Linked DNA regions of Homo sapiens: region 2 is linked to region 1. Evidence: chromatin contacts called from ENCODE Hi-C or POLR2A ChIA-PET data. All regions are on one chromosome and are shown on one strand. Each heading gives the region's core, a stretch centred on a gene start or an enhancer-like site at or near the end of the contact. The rest is flanking DNA. Distances are from core to core; before and after follow the strand shown. Region 1 overlaps LDB3 (LIM domain binding 3). Region 2 overlaps BMPR1A (bone morphogenetic protein receptor type 1A).

Region 1 (2,525 bases), core at 1-2,500:
CCCCTGGAAGTCTCAGTCCTTAGAAGAAAAGAGTTCTAATACATTCCCATAAAACATTTCAAACATGCAAAGAGAAAAATCCAAAACAGGAGTGAGGACAGAATAGAGTGAGTTGGAAGAGAGCCTAAATATCGTGCTCAAGTGAGAAACATCCACGCAAGTGCCTGCTTCAATGCCATGTTTTCAATGAGCATATTAACAGGGCTTCCTAAAAAGGGAAGCGACTACACTGTTTCCAACCACAGAATCTAAGCTGCCTTCTTTATCACCAAACAGCTTTAAGATGCTTACCTAACTCAAACTATCACTAGTATAAAGTAGTTTGAAGGCCCCTCTACTTCAATAAATACTTAAATAATAGCTAGATCAACTCAGCTCATACATTTTCAAAATATTGGCCAAAACAGCAAATGCATATATATCAGTGCATCTGTCCCTTCCAGCAGTTAACACAATTGTACAAACTCAGTGTGCTGCATTTAAAGGAACATTTGAAAAGGATGATGCAGACCTGAAGGTGGGAGGTCCTGCCTCCTCGTGTGTTCTTACTGAGGGTGGCAGAAAGTAAGTTTCCTCTTCCCCACCCAGAGTTTGGGCATGTGAGCCTATTCTGCCATCCTGTTTCAGACACTGTCTCTCTGTCTCTCTTCTTTTCCACAGGCCACCAAGCCTATTTGAGATGGAGGGTACTGGGGGAGACGTCATAAGTGAGCAGTCACAAGTTGGGGTGAAATTCATGCACACGACTGGACACTCATGCTAACGAACCCTTAAAGCTAAACAAAGGCCAAAGACAACCCAAAGCCTTTAAAAAAATCTCTCACACACCACAGAGCAAAACTGGAAAAACCCAACTCTACTTTCCCATCACAATTCAAAAAGGAGCTAAGCCTTCTGGGGATGTTGGATGTTTCAGACTGAGAGAGGGTGGCTGACAGGGCCATCTTTTCTCAGCTGTCTGCAACCTGAGCCAGAGCCCTTCCTGGAGCCCTGGCAATTGCCCAGTGGCTCCCAGAAGACATCTCTTTGGACGTCCGGGCTCCCAAGAAGGTTTTAAGTTTGTTCAAGGTCTGAAGTCTGATGCGCAGAGGTAGCTCCATGACGCTAGTAATGGAATAACACTTCCTTTTTTGGTGAGGAAAGCCCAATGGGTCTTAGCTAACAAGCTCTCAGCTATGACTCTAAAAATACCCTGCAGCGAGTGCTGTTTGGCACTTCAATTTGTTTGCCAGGGGAGCGCTTAAGAACTCCGCAGAATGCTTCAGATTCTCCACAGCTGCTCTAAGCTCTGTCCTCCTCTGGTGACCAAAGCAAGTGTATCGCTTTGGGAAAGCTGCTTGTTGCTTTTCACTTTTGAGTTCTTGGAATTCTGCTCTAAATGTCTGAAGTACAATTCCAGTCTTGGATTAATAACTAGCTTGGTTTTGAGTCTTCATTTGGCTCCTAGTCTGAACTATGCAAATGCACGATCTGTGTACAGAAGAAAAAACCTAAAATTATACTTCCAAAGGGCTCAGTCGCTTCCTCTCTCTCCCCATTCCCCTCAGAAGAAACATCAGCCTCCCGAATCCTTTGTTGCCAGCAGCAGGAGCAGCTCCGGGCCTCGTCAGCACAGGCGGCCTTGGCCGCCTACAAGTTGATGGTGTGTGCGTGCTTCTTGCACAGGGGTCTGTCCTTCTTGGAGTAGAACGGCTGCCCCTCCAGATTCACATGGCAGACCTGGAGCAGAGAACAGACCTGCGTGAGACCCACGTGGCACAGGGCATGAGCAGATTTCAATCACTTTTTTAAGAAAACGCCCTGGCCAGGCGTGGTGGCTCAGTCCTGTAATCCCAGCACTTTGGAAGGCCAAGGCAGGCAGATCACTTGAGGTCAGGAGTCCAAGACCAGCCTGGCCAACATGGCGAAACTCCATCTCTACTAAAAATACAAAAATTAGCCAGGGGCATGTTGCCATGTGCCTGTAATCCCAGCTACTCGGGAGGTTGAGGCAGAAGAATCTCTTGAACCCGGGAGACAGAGGTTGCAGTGAGCTGTGATTGTGCCACTGCACTCCAGCCTGGGCAACATAGCAAGACTGTCTAAAGCAAACAAACAAACAAACAAACAGCCTTGCCCCATGCATTCTAGAGAAAAGGCAACAGCCTATTTCTCCCACTATGAATTCTTAATGACGGAAGCAGAGTACATGAGTTGGACTATATAAAAACTAAGATTCCTGAAGAACAGAATAAAATCAAATGAAATTAATTAAATTTAATGGAATAGAGAAAATATACACTATGAAGCTGACCAATTCATGCTATCTAAAATAGCATGAATAGAGTCAATACAAGTTCACAAGTCAATATACCACAGAGAGGATTCACGTCTAAAGAAAATCATTAGTAAACTAACAAACACATCAGAGAAGATTGTACTCACTAATAATTAAAGAAAAAGCAAATTAAAACTCCCCTGACTCCAGGCGCAGTAGCTGATGCCTGTAATCCCTACACTTTGGAAGGCCAAGGCAGGAGGATCGT
Region 2 (2,525 bases), core at 19-2,518, 42 kb before region 1:
AGCAAAGGGGGTAAAGGATAACCCCTCCAGGCCCAAGGAAAGGGGGTCTGCAACAGAAAATTCCACTGCTTGAGTGGACTACAAAAAACAATCAGTGTCCTCCAGTGTGAACCAAGTTTCAACTGCAGAAGTTCTTATTCAGAAGCCCATGGCCTCACAAAATTCAAGAGGTTCATAACCTTAGATGTGAAAAAGATTACATTTTTATTTTCACTAACCGAACTTTGAATTTTTCTTTACTTATGAGAGTAGGCAGGATACACAGTAGTATTAGCAACACCTGTGACTTTGTAATAAAAACAAATCAGATATTCTCATCAAACTACTTGCTGCAGGCAACTCAAAGCATTATTTATGCTCATCAGCATCTAAAAATTAGGGCAGTTGTTATACTCACCCCTGGATTATTTAATAAGTTAATAAAAGAACAAACGTATTACTATATCTAAAAATGTTAATAGCTATATTTCAAAATAATTGTTTTCCTTCACAAGTCTTACGTATTTTACCCATTTAAAAACATTAGTCTAAGAAGGGGAACAGAGGCTGCTTAAAACATTTAAGAATCCTTAAGAACAAGAAGGCAAATAGAAAAAGAGAGACAATGGAAGGTGTCAGGAGTTGGAGAGCAGTGGGAGAGGACTGCCAAGGGAACAGACAGAGCTGCGGGGAAATGAACCCCAGGGTGAGCAGCCGAAAAGGAGGGAGATAGAGAAAATGTTAGGTGAAAAAGGCAAGCTGCAATGCACAATGCATGATGCCATCTGTACAAAGCACCAAAAAATGGATATGCATTTTTGTAAATGGAAAGAAAATCTTAGGAAGATACATACAGTAACAACACTGGTTACCAAGGAAAAGGAAACAGCACAGAGGGGAGAGCAAAGAGAGTAGGGAGGAAAGCAGTTTTCTGTATTGTTGCCATTGTTTACTGCAAGCTATTACATTAAAAAAAAAACTAGCTATTTTTAGAGGAATGCCTTTTCTGTTTTCCTTAGTATATCCTTTGGTATTTCTGCAGATTACTAAGGATTAGACCTCAGGTCTCCAGAAAACTCAGTGATACATTCTCTCAGGAAATGCTGTCCAAAAAATGAAACTTTCTATAGCAGGGTGAGATGGGCATCAGGGGGAATGAATTTTGCTCTCTGGGGCTGTCATGAAACCATCAGCCTTGTGTCCACCCTTCACAACATTTGACTTTCGTGTTGAGATAAGCAGGAAACTGAAAGCCTCATCTCCTGGAGTGCTCTCCTCATGACTCAAAGCATGTCTGGGACAAGAAACTGACAAGCAGGCCAAAGATTAATAGGCAGGTTTTATCAGATGTAACAGACAGTGACAGTACTTCTCACACGGCTATTGCTGGTGTACAGGAACCTATGTATGGATTTCCTCGTTTACCACGTGTAGAGCCAACTTACTGAACTCATTTATTAGTTTTCTCAGTTTGTCAATCGATTTTCTTGGCTTTTCTAGGTAGATTACATGCTTAGCAAAGAGCATAAACAAACAGTACACATTCTGACCTTCCCTTCAAATATTTACAACTTTTTCGCTTCAGCTTCTCTTAGTCCATTGGCTGGGGTCTCCAGCACTAAAAAGAACACTAAAAATGAACTTAGTATTGTTCTTCCTTTCACGGGAAGTATTTTACCCGTTGGGTTTGCTACACGCCCCAGGTAGAAAATTACCCTTTATCAGGTTGAGGAAGGTTCTTTCTTTTCTTAAAACTAGTCTATCACAAAGAGTTACTTAATTTCATTTAATATATTTTTTACCATTAACTGAGATGGTTGTATTGTTTTCCTCCTTAGATTTATTTAGTGTAAATGACACTAATATAATCCCTAAGGTCAAATCATCCTTGAATCTTGGGCTAGCTTTATCCGATAGTATCAATATACTGTTTGATTCAATTTGCTCGTGTTTTACTTGGGATTTTACAAATACACGATAAGTGAGAATAGAAATTGTTCTCTTTTTCTGGTCCATCCTTGTCTGATTTTGCTTGCAGCAGGGTTATGGCCAGCTTCAAAGAGCATCTTCTCTTTTGCATACTTTTTCTTTCCTCTAAAAATCTTTGTGTAAAATAAGAATCATCAATTCTTTTTAAAGTCTTATAAAAAAAATCTGGCCCTTTAAAGAGTATATCTCTGACAATTTTTTTTTTTTAATTTCTTTACCCTTTAATGGGTTACCATGCTTTACCATTCCTTCTTACAATTCAGGCTTGGCCCATGGTCCAAGACAATCCTTGAATATTGACAAAAAGGAAAGCAATGGCAAATTTACAACAGCATCACACTCTTTTAGTATCACTGAAGCTCCCTTAATGTATATTTAATAAAATATTGATTCAATGCTGAAGATATAAATAGGATATCTAAATTTAATCCAAAAAAGTTATGTTATTTTTAGAAAAGATAATAACTCCTAGAAAATGGGGACAATTCATTTAAAGATGAATTAAAGGCTGGGCGCGGTGGCTCACGCTTGTAATCCCAGCACTTTCGGAGGCCGAG

The links. A loop is a pair of places that touch in the nucleus more often than their neighbours do. ChIA-PET counts read pairs that join two places held with the same protein, here RNA polymerase II (POLR2A). Pooled maps may share reads with other maps.
Region 2: POLR2A ChIA-PET joins it to region 1 with 22 read pairs in BJ. The contact joins two enhancer-like sites. A Hi-C loop is called at or near these places in 2 of 168 maps with a recorded cell type or tissue (aorta and endothelial cell of hepatic sinusoid) and 1 of 50 pooled maps. POLR2A ChIA-PET finds 5 or more read pairs at or near these places in 8 of 52 experiments (A549, BJ, Caco-2 and 5 more).

The regions. Positions count from the first base shown.
Region 1 is chr10:86,732,081-86,734,605 of GRCh38, reverse strand. LDB3 (LIM domain binding 3) reads right to left here. Exons shown (of 14, transcript NM_007078.3): 14 at 1-1,719. The coding sequence ends at 1,630. Among named protein-coding and RNA genes, the nearest start is that of BMPR1A, 23 kb to the left of the region's middle. Within about 2 kb of position 1,250, at least 9 of the 41 ENCODE cell types and tissues checked have a DNase peak (open chromatin) inside an H3K27ac peak, as active enhancers do.
Region 2 is chr10:86,774,099-86,776,623 of GRCh38, reverse strand. The region is part of intron 1 of BMPR1A (bone morphogenetic protein receptor type 1A); the gene reads right to left. Among named protein-coding and RNA genes, the nearest start is that of BMPR1A, 19 kb to the right of the region's middle. Within about 2 kb of position 1,268, at least 2 of the 41 ENCODE cell types and tissues checked have a DNase peak (open chromatin) inside an H3K27ac peak, as active enhancers do.